Regions from separate parts of the Mus musculus genome. Here all the other regions are linked to region 1. The links are chromatin loops, found by intact Hi-C in ENCODE. Cell type or tissue: heart. All regions are shown on one strand.

Region 1 (8,000 bases):
AGCTGTCCGATTTTATCCAGACTTTCGCATTTCCTTGACAGTGAAAAGGAGCGGTTCTTTCCACGAAGATGCCGAGGAAAGGAACTCTCTCTTACCTCTGAGAAAGCTATGTCATATACTCACAAAGATATTTCAGCAAAGATGCAATGATCTGAGCTAAACACGGCAGCTAAAATAAATGTTATATAAGAAAAGCAAAAATGAGAGCAACTAAGGAATAGTGTTGAGGTCAAGTCCGTATACCTGCTAACTTTGTTTTTAAAAAGAGATTGGGATGGGTTAGGAAGAGGAAGATGGCTTAAAGCACAAACACTGCTTCTGTTTATCTGAACTTGGTTCCCAGGACCCAGGTTGGGTGGCTCTCAACCACTTGTCACACCAGCTTCAGGGACATCTAGAGGTACTTCTGACCTCTAAGGGCACCTGAACTCTACTGCATAAATTCCCCTCACAATACACATAATTAAAAATTAAACTTACAAAAACAAAACCGAAAACAACCCAAAGTTCCGTTACCTGAAGTTAGTTAACATTGCTACTTGGGTAGACGGCCACTTGGTCCGGTCATGTACTTTAACGCCTGGTTTTTCTCACACTTGAATTATAAACACGCGGTGTTTACAGATTAGCAAATGGATGCCTGGGGTGTCTGACCCAGTTCACTTGAGCCCAGAGGGTGCATAAGATAAACACTTTCCTATCCAAACGCAAGCGAGTGGTGTGGAATCTTTGTCTAATTCTTTCCCAGGAATACTTACGAAGCAGGTGCCATTCATCTTGCTGGATTGTCTTGGTTAAATTGAAAGGAATGTTTCTTAAGCGGATTGGCTGAGAAAAGTGGTACTTGATTGCTGTGCATCGCTGTGCAATACCTTGGAAAAAAAAGAAGAAATGAGATTTACTAGCCTCTTCATTTGTAATAGAATTCTGGAGCCCAAGGCAGAATAATTTATCCTAAACCAGGTTGAATGGGGAAGGAGCAGGGAATCTCATGATTACTGTCATTAACAGAGGCGACTCATGGCAGCGAAAACCAAAAGCTTGGAATAGAGTTTTAAAATCACATTCCATTTTATATGCATTTATATATATATATGTATAATCACTAAATGCTTTTCAACACTGAGTTCATATGACTTAAGCACATAACTATTGAGGGAGGGGGTAGATGTGCTCAAATGTACAAACGGTTGAAGAAAACCAGCTTAGAATTCTAAATGGATGCCTGAACACCCTGTTTGAATTTAATCTAGTTTCAAACTCTCAATTAAGTTTTTCCCAAAAATTCATTAGTGTATGTGTTATTTGGAAGCTAGAAGACATTTTTTCCTTAGACAACTTTGACACGGTGGTTTAGGAAGTAATTATAATTGATGAACATAAGTTTACTTAGTCTTCCAAGAGGCTGTGTCATCCCTTAATATCACTGACTTGAACTATGATTTTTTTTCTTCCCCTCAGCTGGTGGCATAGCTGGTCCCATATATGATACCGCTATGTGTAGCCATGGGGTCGTGTGCACCCCTCATCCTCTGTACCCAGTGCTCCTATTGACTGGCCTTGGTGTCTATTCTTCCCTTCTAGTCTTCCGAATTCTATGAACAGCATCTACCGTCTCTTAAAACTCAGCAACAAACAAAACATACTTCTCTGGGTCAGTCATCTTGGCCAGTTGTCTGGATAAATGCATCTCATTAAACTGACCTTAGAAACAGTGTGTGTGTGTGTGTGTGTGTGTGTGTGTGTGTGTGTGTGTGTGTGTGTGTTGTAGCCCTTTAACTGCAGCAGCTGTTAACTAGAGAATACTCACAGATGCCAATTAATTTCTAGTGGATAGGCAAACTCCCAAAAAGTAAAAAGACAAAGTGGATTTAAAAAAAAATCATAAAGCAAAAGGAGATTAATCTTATAGAAATAAATACTTGGCAAACCTGCCAAACACTAACTAATATTAAATAGGACATAAAATATCCTAGGAAGACACAAACTCAAAGGCTAACTCAAGGCAATAGGTGAGCTATTCTGACTGTATCTATAACAAGATAAGGGATGGAGTTAGTAATTAGCTTAGTGAGACCAGCCCTGTGAGGTAAAGCCCAAGACTTGGCTGATGAGTTTTACCAAATGTTTAAACAAGAATCAGCACTCCCTCTGACTCTTCAAAAACCAAACAGAAGTGGAGGAAACACTTCCCAACTGGATCTGAAATCAAGACATCACAAGAAAGAAAACTATATAATATCTTGTGTTTGTGCCTTGGGTGTCAGTCCTCAGGTCTCTCTGCCATTTTTACCCACCCACACTCTTTTTTCTTTCTTCCTCTCTCTCTCTCTCTCTCTCTCTCTCTCTCTCTCTCTCTCTCTCTCTCTCTCTCTCTCTTTGAGACAGGACCTCTCACTGGCCTGGAACTCACTAATAGACTAGGTAGTCTGACCAGTCAGTAAGTCTTTAGAGATGAACCTGTTCCCAGTTTCCAAGTGCTGGGAGCATAACCTTTACCATCCCATCCAGCTTGGATCTCAATCTCCCCCCGACTCCCCGCCCCTGCCCTGGTCCTTTAAAAAAACAAACAGACAAACAAAAAATATCATGGGTTCTGCAGATCAAAATTGTGTCCTCTTACACAACTCCAGGAAAATATGCCACTTTCTTTGATATTTTCTATGCAAAAACTGTTCCCAATACTAGCAATCTGAACTCAGCAACATGTAAAAAGCCATGCACCATGACCAGATGAGACACATGTCGGGAATACAAATGGGTTCACTAGACAAAGTTCAGTTTATGCAGAATACCATGTATGGACCAGAAGACAGAGATGACCTGATCATCCCAATTACACATAAAAATTATCTAACAAAACCTCCGTGAGGGATGGGGAAACGGCTCAGCAGGCCAAGGGCTTGCCCCATCAGCATGATGGCTGGAGTTCAGATCCTCAACACCTACATAAATACTGGCTGGGCGTGGCAGCCCATCCTAGTCCCAGGAGAAGCCCAGAGAGAGAGAAGGTCCCCAGAGCAAGCTGACTAGCTGATCTGTTGGAACAGGCACGTTCAAGTATGGTGCTCTGCCTCAGTATCTCAGATGCAGAGTAATTTATGTGGATGGCCAACATCAAGCCCTGGTTTCTACCCGCATCCACATATACTTGTTCCTCCACAAGGGGAGATAGAGATATACCAATACACCACACACATACACATATAAAAGTAATCCAATTGACATTCACCAACGACCCCAGGAATAATTATTCCACTAAACAAAAAATGTCTGAAGTTCAGAGGTTGAGGAATTAGCCTAGGCCACAGTACAACGACATAAGCAAGTCTTAATGTGTGTGTGGTTAGACAAACTGAATTCTTTAACTTTTAGAAACTGGTGCTAATTCTACAGATTTCTACAGTTATTGCTATTCTAAAGTAAAACGGTCAATTCGATATGAAAAATCGATTTTTTTTCCAATTCAGTACCAACGTGAGCACTTTTGGAAACAAAGCTGCTTCCTGGCAGAGGGCTGTGTCTGTCTCCATTTTCCACACCTGTCGATACATTTCATTTGGGGATTAGACCAGCTACATGGCTGACTCCATGGCTTCCCCACCTGCATCTCTTAGAAGCTGCCTCATGCTGGTGAAGAGGTACGGAATTGGGAAAACAAAACAAAAACCAGCTTTCTCAGACTCAGAGATGGTTTGCCTAGAACGACTTCTGCACTTAAGACACTGTGTGCTCCCTTAAACTACTCTAAACATCCCTGGGACTGATTCTCTCCTCTGTGCCTTCATAGTACCACGCAGTCCCCCAGGAGGCAGGGCTACAGGAAGAGGGCAATCGCCTGGCCGGTGCTCTGCTGGAGTGAGACCCGAGGCTAGCAGCGCAGACATCACCAGACACACTTCATATCCCTTGGATCTTAGTCTAATTGCCAAGGACGCTGATCGAGCATCAGAAGGTGGAAAGAGAGGGAGCAGATCTGACGAGCAGCACTCAAAAGTCTCAAAGATCAGAGGTCTGGTGGGGAAGCTCTGATATCCTAAGCTCGGTATACAAGAAAATGTCCTATGTTCCCAGTGCTCCACTCCTGGGGAAAAAATGATCAGAGAGACTCCGGACTTTGGAGAAAGAGTGTGTGAAGGACGGATCCGAGGCCAGCCACAAGACTTCCGATCTCCTTCTCTTTAATACGTGTTCTACCGCCACAGCACAAAGTGAGACAGATTTGAAGAGGAAAGTGTAATTATCAGGGTTTGGCTTCCCACATCCCAAGCATTAAGCCAATAAAAACGACACAGAAAAAGACCTGCTGGTGCTGGGTGGCTCACCAAAGCTATTGACTCAGAAAGAAAGACATGGACGGACAGTCTACATGGGTGAGCATGAATTCCCTGTGGTGATGGTAAGGAGTGATACCGGCAAAATCCACTAGGAGGCGTTAGACCCCAGTGCTCTCAAAGCCACACAAGCAAACTCTGAAATCAACCTTGCTTTCTGGGCTCAGAAAGGACGAATCTGGCGCTCTGCAAAGGAGCACAGAAAGCATGAGCTCATAGCACCAGATGGCATCGCACAATGAGGGGAAAAAGCATGCAGGGGGCTGAAAAGAACAAGCCGTGGTCTATATTTGGTGAATAATTAGCTTCTTACAGGGCCAAGTAAAGCCACTTTAAGGATGCTAAAAAACCATAGAATAAGATATATAAATAAATACATCCTACTGGATGAGGAATGGAGCCTTTGGTCTGGTGAATCGTTGCTGTTTCTACTGCTGACAATAGTGAACTAGCCCCACAGCTAGTGAGTCGCGGGGACACACGGGGAGGTTAAATAAGGGAGAGACATAGCAAGTATGAGATACTACAAAACTCACAGTAATTCAACACTGAGACGTCATTCAGGCTTCGAACCTGGGCAGAGAGACAGGACGTGGGTTTGAATTACAGCTGTGTAAACTTAGCAAATCCTTTAACCTGCGCCTGAGTTCCCTCTCTTATAAAAGCAGAGGTCTGATGGCATAGACTCTGTAGGGTTATTGTGAAGGGCTTAGCCCTTTATAAACCTCAATGCTGGACTGTGAGTCATCTCTTGGCAAATGCTCACATTCATTAGACAGAACCACTGCCCCATACCAGGAGGCTGGACCCTAAATGGCCATCGCAGATTAGCTCATGTGTACAAAGGGATAAACAGAACCATGCAACAGTTGCCCGGGGCAGTGATCCAACCACTGGTCCCTCTTGCCTGTCCACTCCTGTCTTCTGTGCAAGACTCCCAGCACTGGGCTCCTGCAGAGATTGCCAACTAACGTCGATATCACTCTTCTCTCAGACAGCAGGCCACATGTGTGCCACCGCTGGTCTAATCTGCTTTGTGATCACGTACGGTGTCTGGGGCCTCAGTAATCCCTGAGAGGTCTGGAGAGATGGGCTCAGAGATAGGTTCGGTGGCTAAAAACACGGGCTGCTTTTACAGAGAACCTGGGTTTGATTCCAAGCACCCATGTGGTGACACATAGTCATGTATAAAACCACTTCCAAACGATCTAGTAGCCTCTTTTGGTCTCTGAGAGCACCAGGCACACACATGGAATACAGAGAAACATATAGGCAAGACACATACACATAAAATCCTTCCTTTAAAAAATAAGTTAAATGTAATTTGAAGTCATCTTCCTGTATTTTGCAGTATCATGTTATATTGCTTTTTACTTTTTTTAAGATTTGTGTGCTTTTATTTATGTGTATGATTGTGTTGCCTACACAAATGTATGTGCACTATGTGTCTACTGCCCAGGAAGGCCAGAAGGGGGAACCAGATATCCTGGAACTTCAGTTACTGGTGTGGTGAGCCATGGCCTGGGTTCTGGGTTCTGGATTCTCTGGAAGAGCAGTATGGGGCCATCTCTCCTGCCCCCACTATATTTTTTACAACTCTCATTTTGAGAGAGGATCTCTTTACATAGGCCTGGTTGGCCTGGAGCTTGCTGTTAGACCAGGCTGGCCTCTGCCTTCCAAGTGCTAGGATTACAGTTATGTGCCACTATTCCCAGCTTACGTGGGATTTAAATTAGTGGCTGTGAGAGTTTTACTTGCCATAATAGATGCATTTATTTAAAAATAAAGTGCTTGGCACATATAAGCATTATGTACTTATTTATTACATAGCTTTAGTGTTCGGCCAATATGCCAACTTTCCAATTTTGACAACTGAGAGAGAGAGAGAGAGAGAGAGAGAGAGAGAGAGAGAGAGAGAGAGAGATCTCATACTCCCTCAGTGCATGATATTAGGGTTTCTGTGTATCATATCACACCGTGAGAACGTGTGAATGGCTTCCCATTGACTGGAATCTCTGTAGCCCTACCTTACTGACCCTGAGAATAATTCCCAGAGGCCACTTCTGTCCTTAAAAGTATTCCATGGCAGTGCTGTGCCTGTTTCCATGACCCTCCTATTCCTACGGTGCTTGCCTTCAATTCTTCCCAAACTCAGTTCTGTCTTCTTGAGCTCATGCCTTGGTTGCCGAGTTCTGACTTTGGTCTTTTCTGGTGGGTCAGAGAGTCACCCTCTCCGCTCATGACTCAACTCCCTTATAAGCAGACGCTATGGCTTCTTTGTCAGAGCGCGGCATCTCTCAGATAAGTCTGGAAAGGGTAAAATAACAGCAAGGCCTCCGACACTTGAGAGCCTCTCGATGGCAGGTCACGACAGTATGCACTCTTCCTAAAACACTTAAGGGTCACTTGGAATTCCATAAGTGGCCCATGGGCAGAAAGTAAAGGACTCTTTGTTTCTTTAAAGCTCTGCCAGCACACACCCCAGTTTAAAGGGGGAGATCGGCCCTAGGGTTACAGGTCAGGGCAGCGGCTATGTTCTTGTCAGAGAGACTTCATCTCAGAGGGAAGCAGGTGTTAAGCAGATGAAAGAAATGTCCCCTTGTCGCTCCCTTTATCAAGAGCTGACTTGAATTGAATAAGCCAAGTGCAGTAAACTGGGCAGCTTCTACTGACTAGAAGAGCCTTGGCCAGCTGCAAGCACCTTCCGAGGGCAAACCCGTCCAGTCTACGTACTGAAAGGAGGATACGCAAGCTGAAGGGGTAAATATGAGTAGGATTGTCCAGAGGGAAGAGATGCCACGTGCTACACAATTCCAAACTTCCTAAGAGTCATATTAAAAAGTAAACAGGGGAATTGACTTTATTGTTATGTATAGACATATAAGCATAGCATTTTGATCTTCTGTGTGTAATTTGTTTATTTCTATTTGAGGTGTATTGGTGTTTGAGCTGCATGTGTGTCTGTGTGAGGGCATCAGACCCCCTGGAACTGGAGTTGCAGGCAGTTGTGAGCTGCCACGTGGGTGCTGGGAACTGAAAAGTCAATGTTCTTAACCGCTCATCCATCTCTTCAGCCACAATTTTGCTTTTTTTTATTTTTTTAATACAGAATCTCATATAGCCCAAGGATGGACAGAACTCCTGACTCTCCTGTTTTCACCTCCCAAGTGCTGGGTGGGACGACAGGCACACAAGACCGTGTCTAGTTCTATGTGGAGGGGGATCAAGCCTGGAGCTTTGTGAATGTTAGGAACATATCTACCAACTGAAGTATATTCCCATTTAATATTTTAAACATATAATCGACACTTTGAAACTTCTTAATGCCATTTTGATGTATTCTTCGGTCAGGAAGTCTCTCTCTCTCTCTCTCTCTCTCTCTCTCTCTCTCTCTCTCTCTCTTGCTCTCGCTCTCGCTCTCTCTCTCTCTTTTAGAGGAGTTTTGGTTCAGGTGCTCAGCATCCTGTGTGGCTGACAGTCATCACTGCAGCGAGAGGTGAGAGGTGCACAGTGCTGGACCGTTTAGAATTAAGTGCCCAAACAAGGATAGCCCTGTGCAAAAGTGGAGGGTGTCCTTCAGGTTGGGGTGGCAGTTGACCACTGGCATAGGGCATTCGGGTCTAATGCTTCTTTAGCATTGTGTTGCATTGTGTCTACAGTAAAAGT
Region 2 (8,000 bases), 49 kb after region 1:
AGCAGCCTGGGGCGAGGGTGTGGCTTGATGGTAGAATGTTTTCTTGATGCGGGCAAAGCCCTGGGTATGTTCCCAAGCAGAGGGAGTAAGGAGAATTTAGAGTAGAGATTTAAATTAGCAATATCAACATATAGGTACAAACTGCCTATTGACTGTTAAATTCATAAGACTAGATGAGATTGCTCAAGGGAAGAACGGCATGAAAAAGCTGAGAGACTGGAGTCAGGGATCTGAGACCCTGGAAAATAGAGAGCTTCGTTAGAAGAGAAGACTCCACGCCTCTGTGAAGTGGGGATAAGAGTAGGGTCCTCCTTAAGGATGCTAGAAGAATCTAAAGGAGACAAAGCAGTTAGAGACACAGCGGGTGTGAAGCTGACGCAGAGCAAGTGCTCAGCATAACTGACAGCGTGTTCTCCTGCTTATCATTTATCATCGGCAACAACAAGCTCTGGAGACTGCTCGCTCTTGCTGCTCACAATCCTGTGGTCAGAACATGACCCTTCTTCCAAGGACCGGGCCCTAATGAGAAAGCACAAAGGCCCGGTTTAAAACCCCCCAAAACATAAATTGCCTGTGAGATGATATGCATCCAAACTATGAGGAACCATTACACTCTTTCAATAGCCTATTTGTTATGGGCCCATAAAGAAGGTGGTTAATGCAGTTTTGTGAACAGCATAAATGAGCTGCTGGAGCCTGATAAGGTGTCTTCACCTTCCCAGGTCTTTAGAGTGGATGAGCTGGAAAGGCCTGGGCGTGAAATGACTGCCCACAGCTGCTGCATCTTACAGGCACAAATCATGGGTGAGTGTATCTGAACTATTTTTTTTTCTTGAATAAGGGATAGAGAAGCTCTCAGAGGACAAGGGGACATTAAGTCAGCCTTGAACAACACCTGTATAAGGAAAGAGAAAAAAACTACCCTCCTCTTTTATTTGTTCGTTATTTATTTATTTATTTATTCACTTTATATCACAATCACTGCCCCCTTCCAGTCACCCCCTCACACAATCCTTCCTCCTATTACCCTCTCCCCTCCTCCTCTGATTGGGTGGGATATGTTTCCCCACCCCCTCCCCCTTTTAAGAAGAGCATGAGAAAGGACAAGGATTCAGACACAGTCCAGACTGAATGACACATCTCCTAGAAGGCTGAAAACACCGCTGCTCAAGTCATGAGGAACATAAACACCGCCGGCATGAGCTGGGTCAACATTCCTGATTCTCAGGGCCAAGATCTGGAGATAAAGATTGAGTCAAATTCGAATCAACAGGATCACATAAGCATTTGTCCCCACCTGTGAGAGCAAGGTCACACCCTGGACAGCTCTGTTTTCGTCTTCAATTCTTGTTTTGGATAAATCTCTTGAAAAAACTGGACGATTCCATGTATTCATTAGCTTGGGTGTGGATAGCTATCAACGGCTGGATGCTGGGGGGGGGGGGGGGAAATAGCTCAGGGTGTGATCTATCCAGCACAGCACTCAGTGTGCCAGGATAAATCAGGCACTGCGGAGTGCGAGCATCTGATGCGCACAGTGCTTGGAGAGCCATGCTGTCCTCCTGGAAGGAGTCACCGGTTTGGCAGCCCTTGACACACGATCTTCATGGTCACACCTGAGCCCCTGTAATGAATGGGCACCACATGGCACTGATGGTCACTCAAGGAGAGACTGGGATGAAAGCTTGGGGACAAATGACCACTTCACCTCCTACTACAGGATGGAGATGGGCAGGACCTTGTCAGGGTCAGATTTATGAGGCTGATTAAGGGGGGGGGGGGCGAGGGGAACGCATCAGTGACCAAAAAGGAATCCAAGTAGGTGGCGTTGATGTATGAGCCCCATCTGCCTAATTTATTAGGTGTCGGCATCAACCTGCTTGTGAAGGAGAGCCTTGGATGGTGTGAGTGGCAAGCCAGAGAGAAGGCTGGCAGTGAGGGAGATGCCTCTTAGTGTTTTCCAGCCAAGGCACTTTGTGCTTGTGGAAATCCCAATACCACAGAAAGTGGTTCTCTCCTAGAAAACCCTACAATTAGCCAAAAGAAATTCCTAAAGTTTCTACTGATGAAGTTTAGTCACAAATAAGAAAGGTTACTGCTGGGTGTTCAGGAAAATTATTTAATTACTCTTTTTTTTTTTTCACCCATGGAGGTCTGGCTGGCTGGCCTCACCTTGGAATTTATGGGAAATTATTAGTTTTTCTGGTCTTACTTGGCGGCTTACAATTTTTCTGTAGCAACCACATTTCTCCAAAAGCCTGGGCTTTCTTTTTCCCAGTAAAATGAGAATTTAAAATGGTCTTCATGGCTGCATGAAATTAGATTTATAGGGCTCGTTTTTAATGTAGCTTTAATTACATCTTATTATTTAAAATAATTTTAAAATTTCAATATATTTTGATCATATTCTTCACTTCACCTGTCCTTTTAGATCCTCTTCCCCTTCCTTACCCACCCAACTTTAAAGTTCCTGTTCAAAAAACAAACAAAAACTCAACACAGCAGAGCCCCTCAAAACCAAGAAAACAAGGTAAAAACCATACCACAAAAGAGAAAAAAAAAAAGGATCTGCCAAAGCATAGCCAAAGAAAATACACACAAAAAAATAATAATTGTGGAGTCCAGTTATGTGCTGGTCAGCCGACATGGAACGTGAGGCCTGTTCTGGAATGGTTGATACACCCAGTGTTATTTTGTCGGAGAAAACTGATTTTTCCCTCTCCTGTCCCCAGCAGGTATAAGTGACAGTTCAGTTGTTAACCTTTATGCTAAGTTTTCATTTATTCATTCATTCATTCATTCATTCATTCATTCACTTCTTAATATAACAAAATAAAATATAATAAGATAAAACGAATATAATAAGATACATTAAAGTTGGGCAAGACAAACCAACAGAAGGAAAAAAGCACAAGAAGCAGAAGAGTCAGAGACCCTCTTGTTTGCACACTCAAGCACCCATAAAACACTTAACCTGGAAGCTCCAGTATATAGGCAGAGGACCTGATGCCGAGCTGGGCTCACTTTTAAATGTGGTCATTGGTAGCAGCAACAGTAACCCAGATATGGAATCCTTAAGAGTGATTGGGGGATTGACCAAGAATAGAGCCAAGATTGAGATTAAGGCCATCTGTGATTCCTGGGATCTGGAAGGGGATTTGGAGAAGAAATTGTTCTTAAAGCTGAGGACAGCGACATGATAATACCAAGTACTACCAGATCGAGGCATCTTAGCAGTGGGTTGTCTGTCTGTAAAACTGTAAGACAGATAAAAGCTGCTCCAAGGTGCAATGGACCGAGAGACAGGCACAGGTCAGAGTAGTTGATGCAAACATGCTCTATCCTGATTCAACATGGGCCTGGGTATTAATTAATTAATTTTTATTTATTTATTCATGTTTGAATTTTTGACATAGCACCTAATGCAGCCCAGGCTTCCCTTGGGCTCACTATTGTCTGAAGATCGCCTTGAAATCTTGATCCTCTTGCCTCTGCCTCCAAAGCACTGAGATTGTTGGCACACACCACCACACCTGTCTTAGGTTTGGATATGGAAAGATCGTCTTGGCTTATGCTCAGCAGAATAGTTATTCCCATAACTTCTCTGATTTTGCTGACCACCTTTCATCCGCTGTCATGGAGTTTTTATAGCTTTATAGATAATACTTAGCATTTATTGGTCATATGCTATTTGGTAGGGGCTGGCAATATTTTATATGTGGGGTGTTTTTTTTTTTTCTTTAATACTTTCCACAACTTCTAGTCATAGTAGCAGCATTGTTGTTAGGATCCCAGTCTTCCCAGTGAGGAACCTGGAGAAGCAGAGTTGAGCACCTTGCTCAGGTCATTCTTTACTGGCAGAGCCACTGCGTCCAGTCTGCATGGTGGGACTTCAGGGTCTGTACTTGTGCAGGCTGTTTGTTTAGTTCATAGGCAATTGACAGGTTTTAGACCAGGATAGAGGTAGCCTGTCAGATGGCGACAAGCGTGTGGTTTCTGGGGAGGTCTTGAAAGTGAAACCAAAAGAATTTCCAATGTGACAACAAAAAGGAAGGGTGACAATAGAGTCAGCAGACAAAGCACAGGCTGCTGGAGGCGAGTGGAAGTGTGGACCACGTCAGGAGCTCAGACAGAGTGCACTATGAGTTCTACTAGCTGCGAGATACCGACAGTAAGGAAGCCATGGGATGTGCAAGCAGAGAGTTAAAGGAAGAAGTTCAGGCTAAAGATAGAAACTCGGAACCAAGAGAATCCAAATATAGATGAGGCTTCAACCATGAGACTGCATGATGTCAGCCAGAGAGTAAGCCTTGACAGGAAAGGTCAAGGACTGAGACATGGAAAATCACCATCTATTGGAGTCTAGGGAAGCACAAGGAGGCAAAAGGACATGGCCAGAGAGATGCAAGAGTTCAGAGTCCCAAGAGCGAGCCAAGAGAAGCAAGTGTTTCAGGACAGAAGGGATTCATCAGCCCCCGAAGTCAGTGACTGCGACTCGTTGACCAAGACAAGAGCTGGGACTTCAGAGTGGGCCTTGGCAGTGCAGATGTCGCTGGAAGCTTCACTGTAAGGGTTTCCTTGGTAGTGGGGTGTGAGCTTGCCTGGAGTAGACCTGAGGAAGACTAGGAGGAGGGAGAAAATGTGAATAGAGTGTTTTTGTTCAGAAGAAGAATAAGTGGGGAGGGAGTGACATGGAAATAAGGTACAGTATGTTTTGATGAGGCGTGGCGTGTGTGTGCTCACTAACAGGAATGACTAATGAGGAAAATAAAACACAAAAGGAACAGAGGTTTTGGTGGGTTTTTTGTTTTGGTTTTGGTCTTTGGGGGATTTTTTTGTTTTGTTTTGTTTTTTTGTCTTTGCCTTTGTCTTGTTTTGTTCTGCTTTGTTTTCAAGCTGGACAAAGTTGGTGTGTTGATAGCAGTCAGGATCTGGGCCAGGTGTTTCCAGGTTCTTGGCCTGAAATCAAAGTCCACACAGATTACAAAATAGTGAGGAGACTTCATTCAAGAGAAGCAACAGAACAGAATATACTGCAAGAGGACGGTGGGCCGCATGTATGGAGATACTCAAGGCTCCAAGTACTGTTTGGGGCTTCTTTTTGTAGGATACACAAGAGGAGGGAGCTTTGGTGCTAGGCGTGTAATCAAGTGATTCCCTATTTTGACTGTCAGCTTGGATCACATTAACAGTTGTTCACTGTGAGCCATTCTTCCCTTAATCCATCTGACGTTAATATGTACACCCTATTATTGGTAGGTATTAGATAGCTAATAAAAGATTTCCTTTAAAAATTTACTGAAAGACACAGTTTTGCCTTGTACTCCAATACAGTCTGTGCCAGATCTGCTCTCATACCCTCCATATTCAGAGGTATGTTTGTATACATAGTACTTACAGGAAGTAGTGCCTGATACATTATTAGAAGATGGGTGTGCATAGCCCAAGCCAAATGGATCACTGGTTGCTAGTCTGTTCCCTAGTCGCACATCTCACATATGCAAGCAAGAAGGAAAAGAATCTGCTAGACAAATGGAAAGACTGTCATGAGTGTGTACAACGTTGTCACCTGTAGGAATGGTCAAAAAGAGCTGCGGACACAGCAGGAGAAGCAGGGATATGAACAACTGTGATAGTTTGGTTGGCATTGCAGAAGTTCTTTGCTGCTCGGTATTTCTCAGGTGATGGTAATGTGTCAAGAGGATGGGGAAGTCATGAACAGAGGTGGCTGTAGACATGCTGCTGGGTCCCAGGTGAATGGGAGCACGTTGGTGGCGAGGGAGAAGAATTTCATTCATGGTCAGTGGGCACCACGGTCCAGCAAGGATAGAGGACTTTTGGTGAAGAATCTTGGATAAAACGGCAACAGGTTGATTCAGAACCCATGGTCTTTAAAATGCCATCAAGATATTAAGCAATGGGGGAAAGAGCTGCAGCACCATCTACGGAAAAAAAAGAAAGAAGGTGATTACTGTAGCCTTGGTGACAACGAAAATGATAACAGTGCACCCAGAGTCATTTGGGCATGAGTAAGAGGACTCATAAGGACAGCACAGATGCAAAAGAAGAGATGACACAGGCATTGTGACATTGTGACACTGGGTAAATCAAAGGGGAAAGGAGTCAGGTGGACACTGAAGATCCGATGCTTAGGCCAAGATAGCTAAAGCAATGACAGAGCTCTCTTAATGAAAAGATAGAGTTATGTAGATGGGTAGGCAAACAAGCCAAGCAGGAGAACAGCTTACAAGACTGAGGCCCTGGCCATCGAGACTTAGAGGACAGAATGATGTCTATGCAGAAATGTTCACTGGGTGGTGCCCACGAGAGACAGAGGTGGTGGAAGAACAAGAAATTAGATGTGAGGAGTCAGGAGAGCCACGGGAACTCCAGGTGTGGGACTTCATGGTGAACTGAAAGAATTACAGGGGAGCTCGCTCAGCAGCCAGTGGAAAAGAGACTAAAACAGACATTAAGCCTTTGGATTCTGAGGGGTAAATAAAACGTGAGGAAAAAAATATAGGTAGCATGTGTTGGAACTCCAGCAATGAAGGCAGAGGAAGCCTTGTCCAGGTGCAAAGGACAGAAAAAGTAAAGGCCATTTTGTGGATTTTTCTGTCATGTTGATTGTTTGTTTGTTTTCTTCAATGTTGAGGACCAAAGCCAGGCTATCGTGCTTCATGCATAAGCGCTCTATCACTGAGCTAAGCCCCACTCTCCTAAGATAGAGGAAACCCATGTATGTTTGAAGAAGAGGCATAGAGAAAATGACACCAAGCTTATGTATAGCAAATTAACCTTATAATTTGAATAACAAAAATTAAGACGTTGCTAGTATTATTATTGCTTGCCTATAAACTGATTTGATATCCAATCAATCAGACAGCTTTAAAAGAAAAATCTATGGGGAGTTATTAGCTCCTAAGGAGATGGAAAAGTCAGGTCTAATTTAAAAACCTTGTGCTTCAGTTACAATATCAGCTGTGTGGCTGGGGTGGGATCCAGTAATTGCCAGTCTCCTCCACGATCCAAGAACATATTCCCTTACATGGCAATAACTTGGTCAGTAAAATGCTTACTGCCCAAAGCACGAGGATCAGAGTTCAATCTCAGGGCCACGTTAAAATGCTAGGGGTGGTGGCACACGTGTGTAATCTCAGTATTGAAAAGGTAGAGGCAAGTGGATGGCTGAGGCTTGCTGGCCAGCTAGCCTAGGTGCATTGGTGATCCCTAGACTGTGAGAGATCCGGTCTCAAAACACAGGATGGGTCTTGACTGAGAAACAGCTGAAGTTGACCTCTGGGTATATCTCAATCCCCAACCCCCAACCCTGACACCATGCAACCCATAAATGTTCACATATATGAATGCGTATATGCACAGGCACGCACTTTAAGCAGTAAAACTAAAAGTTCAGGAGTTGGCTGAAATGAGAGATTATCCTTAATTATATACATATATCTGATTTAATCAATGTGCAATCTTATAACCATAGGATTTTTTTTCCTGCCATAATCTGGAAAAGAGAGCAGGATGACAACAAAGAGACAGACAGAGAGCCACAGTGTTAGTGGCCTTGAAGGAAGAAGCTGGCATGAGCTACAGAATGCAGGCTAACCTCTAGAAGGCAGAAGGAACATGGAACCCATTTTCCCCAGGTCTCCAGAAGGAACCCATCTGAAATCCCTTGCCTTCATGCCAAAGGCCCTAATTTTGGACTTCTGATCTACAGAAATACAATGTGATAACTTGTATTAAGTGGCTAAGTTACTAGTAATTTGTTGTGGCAGCTTTAGAAACAAACTGGCTATTAAGCTGCTTCTATTTTCAGACAGGACCACCCCCACTCCACCCCATCCAGTTCACCACGCCCTTCCCTCCTCCATGACCCCTCAGTGTACTGAATGAATTCCAAGAGATTCCAAAATTGAAATCTTTCACACAAAAGGGTATGCACTGTATCTCAGAGCTGGAGAGTGACTGTGAGATCTGCGCTTTGA
Region 3 (8,000 bases), 300 kb after region 1:
TTAGGAGGAATCTTAGGAATAAATAGTCTCTTCTATCTTGTTTTTGCAGAGTAGAGGGGTCAGGAAAAGGATCCAGTGGCCATTGCTTGCTCAGATCCACCCTGCGGCTTATTGCAATCTTAGCTGTCATTTCACACCCCATTTCCATGTCCACAGTGAACATCCTCTTCTACAGGATAAGTGTTGAAAGCTCTAGGTGCTCAGTACCCAGCAAGGGTCAGTTTTTACAACGATGGTTGTCTAACTGTGGTACCTGGCCTGCCCCGGGTGTTGGTGATTCCTCTTGATTGGGCTGCTTACTTACCTGTATTCCAATGTGCAGAGGACGCTCCTCATACCTGAGCGTGCTCAGCAGTGTGAAGTCAGCTCAGGAAAACAACTTTTCTATACTAGTCTAATCTGTCTGAAAGCCTCCCCATGGCTCATTCAGACAAAATCTCAAGCAGATCTGAAATCAAGAATTTTCAATGGGCTGGAGAGACGGCTCAGCTGTTAAAAGCTAGGGTCACAATCAAAAATATAAGAATTTTCAAGAGCGTTTGTAGACTGAGATTATTTCTAAATCTGTAGGATTCTCATCAGGCCCTCTTCAGTTTGAGAAAGATTACCTAGGGTCTGCGGGAGTGTGGGGGTGTTAGGAAGTGCCGAAGTGAAAATAGGTTAAGGGGACAGAGTCAGGATAACCTAAGCCTAGCTCTTAAGCTTAGGACCTAGTGATATGAGGTCTGGGATCTAGGCCCAGGACTGGGCGCTGTGGTAGAAGTGTGGCTGGTGCTGAGGAACCACAACTTGTTTGGTTTGGCCAGAGCATAAAGTAAAACTTTGGGAGTAACTAGGCAGATAGGTGGGGGCCAGATAATAAAGGGTTTTATTGAAGTTAAAAATACTGTGTTTCACAACTTCATATTCACATGCACAAGAATGAAATTGGAAACTCCCTATGGTGCAACATCATACAGAAAGTTACTAAAAGTGGATCATTGACCTTAATGTACGGGTGGAAAGTAAAGCCTGTTGGCAAAGAGCTCTGGCATGCTAGCTTTCTCAACCGTCGAGAAACACAGAGGGACAAAACAAGCCACGTTGGACTTCATCAAAATAAATACATTAATGCATCAAGGAGATGAAGGCGGGCACTAAGGTGTAGCCCCAAGCTGATGTGCTTGCCTGCTAGGCCAGTGAGACGGGAGGGGAAATGAGAAGAGCTCCTAATGGGAGAGAAAGTGTGCATGGTGTGCAGATTAAGGTCTAAACTTCTGGTGGTGTTTTAAGTGGATGCGCTAGGAGTGATGACGCACACCTGTAACTGGGTTCTAGAGGCGGGTGGGCATCCCCATGGGAGAGCCAAAGGAAAACACAAAGTAACAGAGTTCCAAGGCTATGGGGAACTGAAGCAGAATGTGTTAGTTGAGATAGTACAAGACACTAGAGCTGCTTTGGAAAACAATTTGGCAGCTCTTCAAACAACTTTTCCATTCTAGTGATCCATCTTCAAAGTCATGGGCCTGGAATATTATACAGCCCAGCATTTTTTAGTACATTTAAGGTCTGTATTTGAGAGAATTAGAAACAGGTTTACCCAGACATTTATATGGTTTCATATATAGTAGTAAGTAGTATTTATAACACACGAATATGAAAAGAACCCATGTGTTATGTGTACTGTTCTTGTCACTCTGAGCAAACACCTGAAAAGAAGCACCTTGAGGGGAAGAGGGAAGCTTTATTTTGGCTCCCGGTTAGATGGGGCGTGAATCCTCACGGCTGCGAATGGCTGCGAAGGGAGCTCCATCGTGTTGGAAGTGTGGACCTGCGAATCCTCTTGGCATGCCTCAGAACAGCAGGGATGCTCAGCCGGCTTCCCCCTCCCCTGAGTCTGGGCTGGGGCCTCAGCCCATGGGATGATGCCGGCTACAGTCGCCGGTGGTCTTCTTCCTCACTTATAATCTCTGCAAGCACAGATATGCCCAGAAACGTGTTTCCTCAGGGACCCTAGGCCAGTTGAGTTGACACTGAGGATTAACTACCTCCTTCTGTATCCTTCAGCGATGAGTAGAAAGCCCGACTGTATTTCTCTGCAACGTGATAGTATTTGTGAATAAGAACATTCTGAGTAGCAGGAGCACTAACCAGTGACCCCGTGTTGCTCAGTTCCATTTAGTGAAACATCCATACTACTCAAGACCCCAGGGACGGGAGAGTGGGAATGATCGCTGTGGGCTTAGGGGCTTGCTTTTGTTTTGGTGCTGTGGTGAAATATTCTAAAATTCAGCAGTGATGGTGCTCCACTAACTAATCTATGAAGTGGCCGCAGTGAGGTCCTCAGTGAAAGGGAAACTGCTGTGGAGTCCTCTGAGGGCTGTCAACAAACAGCAAGGTGTAATGCTCATGGCAGGCCACTTCAGTGTCTGCTTTTAAGAAGTATGAAAATTCTATTGCAATACTGACTTTGGTTTTTTTTTTTTAAAGTTCATACATGCTAATATCTTGGAATGTTAGCCTTGCTCATTTGAAAACTAAATTGCTTGAGCTGAATCAAAACTGATAAATCCAGAATAAATATTTGAGATATTATTGACTTAATCCTGAAATAAGTGATTTTTTTTTTTAAAGATAGGGTTTTGCTACATAGTCTTGATTGGCATTGCACTCTCGTACTGCCTCGGCATCTTAGTTACTAAAATCCCATGTCTGCAGCTACCAGTGTGCCACACAATCATAATGCATTCAAAACTCCATGGTTTCTGATGAGAAAAGGCTCTGAAATAGAAGTCCCCTGACTTCCTTTGGACCTCTACCCCGCCCTCACAGAGTATTACCAAGTAAGATACACTGAGTTGCACTGCAGAAAGCAGGAGGAGGGGGAGCTCTTAAGCCGCCTGGCTCCGGCCACTGGAAAGAGAGCACCAGAAGTTAATTATTCATCCCAGAGAGACTGGGGTTTGGAACTGATACCTTATAGCAAGTTTTTGACAGACCTTTTGAATTAATAAGTCAAAGAGTAGTGACAGACCCTCTGAAAGCATAGTGACTAGTGGCTTATTTCACCTGCTCACTAGGAGTTTACTGTCATGATTTCTCAGCTGAATATGGCTAATGAGAGCTCTGAGTAAATCAGCTCTTAGCCAAGTATTTTGAGTGCAGCAGCCATTTTGAAAGGACATTTGTGACTTTGTCCATGAAGAGTGTGCCCTCCTGTGGCCTCTGGGAACAAATTTTCAGCTCTGATCAATCAGCTTCACGTTGTGATGTCACACAGTGGAGTCACCATACCTCTTTTCAGTAAACAAGTGAGACTTTTGAACAGGTCTGATTAGAGATTCACTGAGTCAGGAAGTAGCATCCGGTTTTATTTTCGATGCCCAGTGTTTCCCCCAGGTCACCATGTCCCTGTTTGCAGATGCTCCACAGTGACATTCCAGGTTCATTGTTTATGTGATGTCTCATCCTGGAGAAAGGAACAGAATTTACTCAGTGCTGTTGGGGGGTTTGTCACACTTAAAAGAAAGGAACTTTGGCTAGAAGTACTCAGATCTGTTTTCCATTGTCTCCATATGGGCATCGTGAGTATTTGTTAGTGATGAAGATTATAAGTTGAAGAATTTTTAAAAACTTTTTTATATGTATATTTGCCTTATGTTTGTGTTGTATGTGCCTGGTGCCCATGGGGGCCAGGAGAGGGCATTGAATCCCCTGGAATAGGAATGGTGGAGAGCCGTCATGAGGGTGCTGGAAAAGCATCCGGTGCTTTTAACCGCTTCACCATCTCCTTCAGCCCTAAAGATAAGATTTTTAAATGAGTTTTCCCTGCATTTTTTAAATTTTTAACTTTCTATAGGGAATATATTAGTTACTTTCCTACTGCTTTGTTAAAACACTGTGATGTAAGGAACTTAGAGAAGAAAGTGTTTATTGGATTGGCTTTTCCAGAGCGTTGGAGTTCATGAGGAGGGAGCGAAGGCATGGGGTAGAAACAGCTGAGAGACCGTGAGCAGGAGGCACTGAGGGCACTGGAGATGACCGGAGGCTTTGAAACCTCAGCCTCCCCCACCCATGACACATTCTCCAACAAGGTCATTCCTCGTCACCCTTCCCAGACAGCCAACTGGGGACCAAGTATTCAAACAACTTAGGCTTACAGTGGGGTGGGAATCACACTCAGATACCACAAAAAGAATCTTTTGGATTTAAAAAAAAAATTAAGGCAGAGTCTCACTTTGTAACCTTGGCTGACCTGGAACTAACTTTGTAAACCAGGCTAGCCTTGAACTCGTGTCAACCGACACACCTGCCTCTCCCTCTCATCAAATGAAGTGCTAGGATTAAAGGTCTGTGCCACCACGATGACTCTAAAAAAGTAGTGTGTGGCATATGTATAATGTGTGTTTGTGCATGTTTGTGTGTGTTGAGGTCAGAAGTTGGCATCAGTGTCACCTATCAACTGCCAACATACTTTCTGGAGCAGAGATCATCCGGATGCTGGGATGACAGGCATGTGTAGCCATACTCGATACCTGTGCCCTGCTTTTCTGTGGCTGCCGAGGACTTAGACTCAGACCCTATTGCCTGTTCAGCAAGCACATTACCACGGGAACCTTCTCCCGGCCCTGGGAGAGTCTTAAGTGCATATTTTTAGTAAGAGCTTAACTTTTTTTTCTGCTTTCTTGTGTACTTCCCTAGTTTGCTTACGTGTGTTAGTGGAGGGAAGGAGTATATTTGTTGGTGTGTGAATGCTGCATATGCACGCCTTTGTGTATGGGGACTCAGGTGTGTGCAGGTGTTGAGAGGACATGTATGCAGATGTGTTCAGAGACCCAAGTTTGACGGCTGGAGGCATCTTCAGTGCTCTCATCTTACACGTCGAGGCAGGGTCCCTAACTGAGTCCAGAGCTAGCTGCTCCTGCTGTCTCTGTAGCCAGCTTGCTGTGGGGGTTCCCTGCCTGGGCCTCCAGAGAGCTGGGTTTTACATGAATCTTGGGAAGCTGAATTCCATTCTGACCCCCAACTTCAGCACAACAAGTGTTTTACCCGTGAGCCCCCTCCCCAGTCCCTCTGCTGGTATTTTAATGCCCTGGTACTCCCATGTTAATTGTCAGATTTTCCCCATCTATTACTAAGGGAGGACTGCAGCTAAATCTAATCCTGGCCATATGATAAGATCTTCCTATAATCGTGGGATTGCTTATGTTTTTCCCTTTAGACTGATATAAAAATTAATTAAATGTAAACACTAAAATACTTTGAAAATTCTTATCCAGTTTTATAGCATCTTAAATTGTTAAAGATTTACTGCCATTTTTTTAAAATCAAGTTCATAGATATTTTCTACTTAGATAAACAGTTGTAAACACTCATAGTCTAATATCTGATTGATTTTTGAGGCAGAAGGCAGGGTTGTGTAGCTCAAGATGGTCTCTAATTTTGAACAGTCTTCCTGACTCTTCCTAAGTGCTAGGATTGGCAGGCATGCCCTCATACCCAGCTTATGAATTGGCTAGCTTCTGTCTGTCCATCCCTCCCTTTTTAGATTAAAGATGTCATATAGCCCAGGCTATCCTTCAATTTCTGTAGTAACTGAGGATTATCTTGAACTTCGGATTTTCCTGTCTCCACCAGTGGATTATAGTGCTGTGGTTAAAGATGTGTGCCATCATGCCTGGTTTTACTAAGTTGGGGGTAGAACTCAGGGCTTCAGGCTGCCGTGCAAGTATTCCACCAATTGAGCCAAATCCCCAGCTCCATGAATCGATTTTTAAATTAATTTTATTTTTCATGAGTGGCTTATTTTGAATACATTGATTTTATTGGCAACATGTGGATTTGAAGTGACATAAGGGGGCTGCTTTCATAGTTAGATTCTAATTAAAGATTTCAGGCCAATCCCCTCTGTAGTTCTCCCAGCCTTTGCATGAAGAGCTCTGTAGTGTAATGCTTGGAGGAATTCACTAGGAAGTCTGGAGAAGACTTCCTGGCTTTGAGTCCCAGTGCTTCCACGTAGCCAGTGGTATGACCAAGCAGGCTTTTCACTTCGTTTTTCTTATTTGCAACACGGAACAGGACTGGTTTTTACCTTACAGGTCCTGTAAGAATCAAGTGAGTATCAAGCCACTTAGAACAGTGCCCAGTTAGTGTGGCAGTAAGTTTACACTTAGTGCTGGGATTCATTATGAAGGACTTGGTGCTGGCTGGCTGTAAATTAGATTGTAAATTTAATTATAATGTAAATTAGATACTTTAAAAATATTTATGATTGAAAATAAACAATAAACTGATAAGCTTATTATAGCTTTTTTTTTCATGATCTTTCCTCTTCTTCTTTTAGGCACGGAATGTCAACACTGGAGAATTAGCAGCAATTAAAGTGATAAAATTGGAACCAGGTAAATTATTTGAAATTTGATGTTTTTTATTGCTAGAAAGTCATTGTATATCATAGAGTAATTTTTTTATAGTTCATTTTTAAAAAATGGTCTTTGTAGTTCAGGTTGATCTTAAACTATTGATCTTCATACCCCAGCATCCTACGTCCTGCAATTGTAGGCATGCCTGGCTAATGCTTATTTTGATGTTTGATTACCATTCGCTGGTTTGCTCAGTGTCTCTCCTTCCTTCTTCCTCTCTGAGCCCAGCATGGGCTTTGCTCAGGTTTTCCTAGAGAAATGGTTGGTAGCTCTGGGATGGAGAGTAGGTCCGCAGGGGATGTGACATCAGAACTCCCCAGACTAACTGTGGCAAGTTTATACTAGCTTACTTATTTCCAGATGACATTGCTCTGTTATGAGAGGCAAGTGTGGTCCAGTGGGAAAGACCGGCCTACATTTGGGAAGCTGTAGTCTGGGTGTTTGTGTCCTGTCCTCTTGCTCTGTGTCCTGAGTTTCTCAACAGACCTCACCAGCTCTTAGCACCTGTGTGTCATTATATCTAAATAGTCCTTCCGACTTGATCAGCCCATTATAAAGCCTCTCAGAGCTGTCTGCTCTACTCTGTTCTCCTTTGTGTTCCCCTAAAACCTCCATCTTCCTGAGCCTACTGCTCTCTCATATCCTCCTCTGAACCACCTCGCTCTCTCCTTGCTACAGTAAGCAAGCCATCACGCTGATGGGTAGATGCAGCCCCCAGTACTTTAGGTTTTAGCTTCAGGGGGAACAGAAATCTATTCAGAGACACAGAGACTTTCTTTTTTTTTTTTTTTTTTAGGGATGGGCCAGCTTTTCTCTGAATGACCAATAATATTCTAGATGCTTCAGGCTGAAATATAAAGTAACATTCTGAGCTGCAAAACCAGACCACCTTCTGTTAGAGTTGCCCTACCCTTGACTTAGCTCATTGGTAAATTCCTTAGAAGTACCATTAAGATGGAACTTGGAGGATGTGTTGCTTGCTTGTGTAAACCACAGGAAAATACCATGAGCACAGAACACATTTTCAGTTAGATGCAGTTACTGATTCCCTATACTGTAATTACCTTCCAATATCGCCAGTAGGAATTGTTTGTTTCTCTACTATTCAGTTTGTAAGACCGATGTTTGATGTTGGTGAAATCCGGACAACAGTGGAGGATCTGGCACGTTCACCAGACCTTTTATTTTTCATCAGTGAGTAGAAGTTACTTGGTGATCTGGCCAGGAGTCCCAAGTCACCAGGACTTAACGTCATTCTCCCACATAGGCTGCCTGTCTTCACAGACTTCTACGACTCTGAGGGAATGAGCCTGCTAAGGTTGTACCCTCGCTCTTTCATATTTCCACATTTTAATAAAACATTTTCTCAGCTCTGAGCTAAAGTCCTGGCACAGAATCTACTCAGTATATCTTAAAATCTCCTTAAAAATCAAACTAGAAACTTAGAAAGCTGTCATGCACTCAGTTGTTTTCTGATATGTGTACTGGGTGACTTGTGATTTATTTATTGGTCTTCAACATTGCTGTGTATTAGAAGATGCGCAGTTACAGAAAGACAAGGAAGCCGTTCCTTTCTACTACTCCCCTGTCGTTGTTCCT

Evidence for each region. A loop is a pair of places that touch in the nucleus more often than their neighbours do. Peaks named below come from ENCODE experiments on the same cell type or tissue, not always from the same donor. Only the 100,000 strongest peaks of a DNase experiment are listed, where the experiment ranks them.
Region 2: a loop joins it to region 1, with 2.1 times the contacts of the local background. A loop is called at or near these places in 6 of 42 quality-filtered maps.
Region 3: a loop joins it to region 1, with 6 times the contacts of the local background. A loop is called at or near these places in 8 of 42 quality-filtered maps.

What each region holds. Positions count from the first base shown.
Region 1 is chr17:80,979,052-80,987,051 of GRCm38, reverse strand. Tmem178 (transmembrane protein 178) reads right to left here. Exons shown (of 4, transcript NM_026516.2): 2 at 759-872. Among named protein-coding and RNA genes, the nearest start is that of Tmem178, 38 kb to the right of the region's middle. In heart, CTCF peaks have their summits at 4,430 (motif pointing right) and 5,766 (motif pointing right); a DNase peak (open chromatin) is centred at 4,481; H3K27ac peaks cover 1,018 bases.
Region 2 is chr17:80,929,901-80,937,900 of GRCm38, reverse strand. C230072F16Rik (RIKEN cDNA C230072F16 gene) reads right to left here. Exons shown (of 6, transcript NR_131127.1): 5 at 5,570-5,942; 6 at 4,454-4,959. Among named protein-coding and RNA genes, the nearest start is that of Tmem178, 11 kb to the left of the region's middle. In heart, no CTCF peak of the experiment used is centred here; a DNase peak (open chromatin) is centred at 4,360; H3K4me3 peaks cover 771 bases; H3K27ac peaks cover 2,274 bases.
Region 3 is chr17:80,679,248-80,687,247 of GRCm38, reverse strand. Map4k3 (mitogen-activated protein kinase kinase kinase kinase 3) reads left to right here. Exons shown (of 34, transcript NM_001290345.1): 2 at 6,323-6,380. Among named protein-coding and RNA genes, the nearest start is that of Map4k3, 45 kb to the left of the region's middle. In heart, a CTCF peak has its summit at 3,202 (motif pointing left); no DNase peak of the experiment used is centred here; H3K27ac peaks cover 360 bases.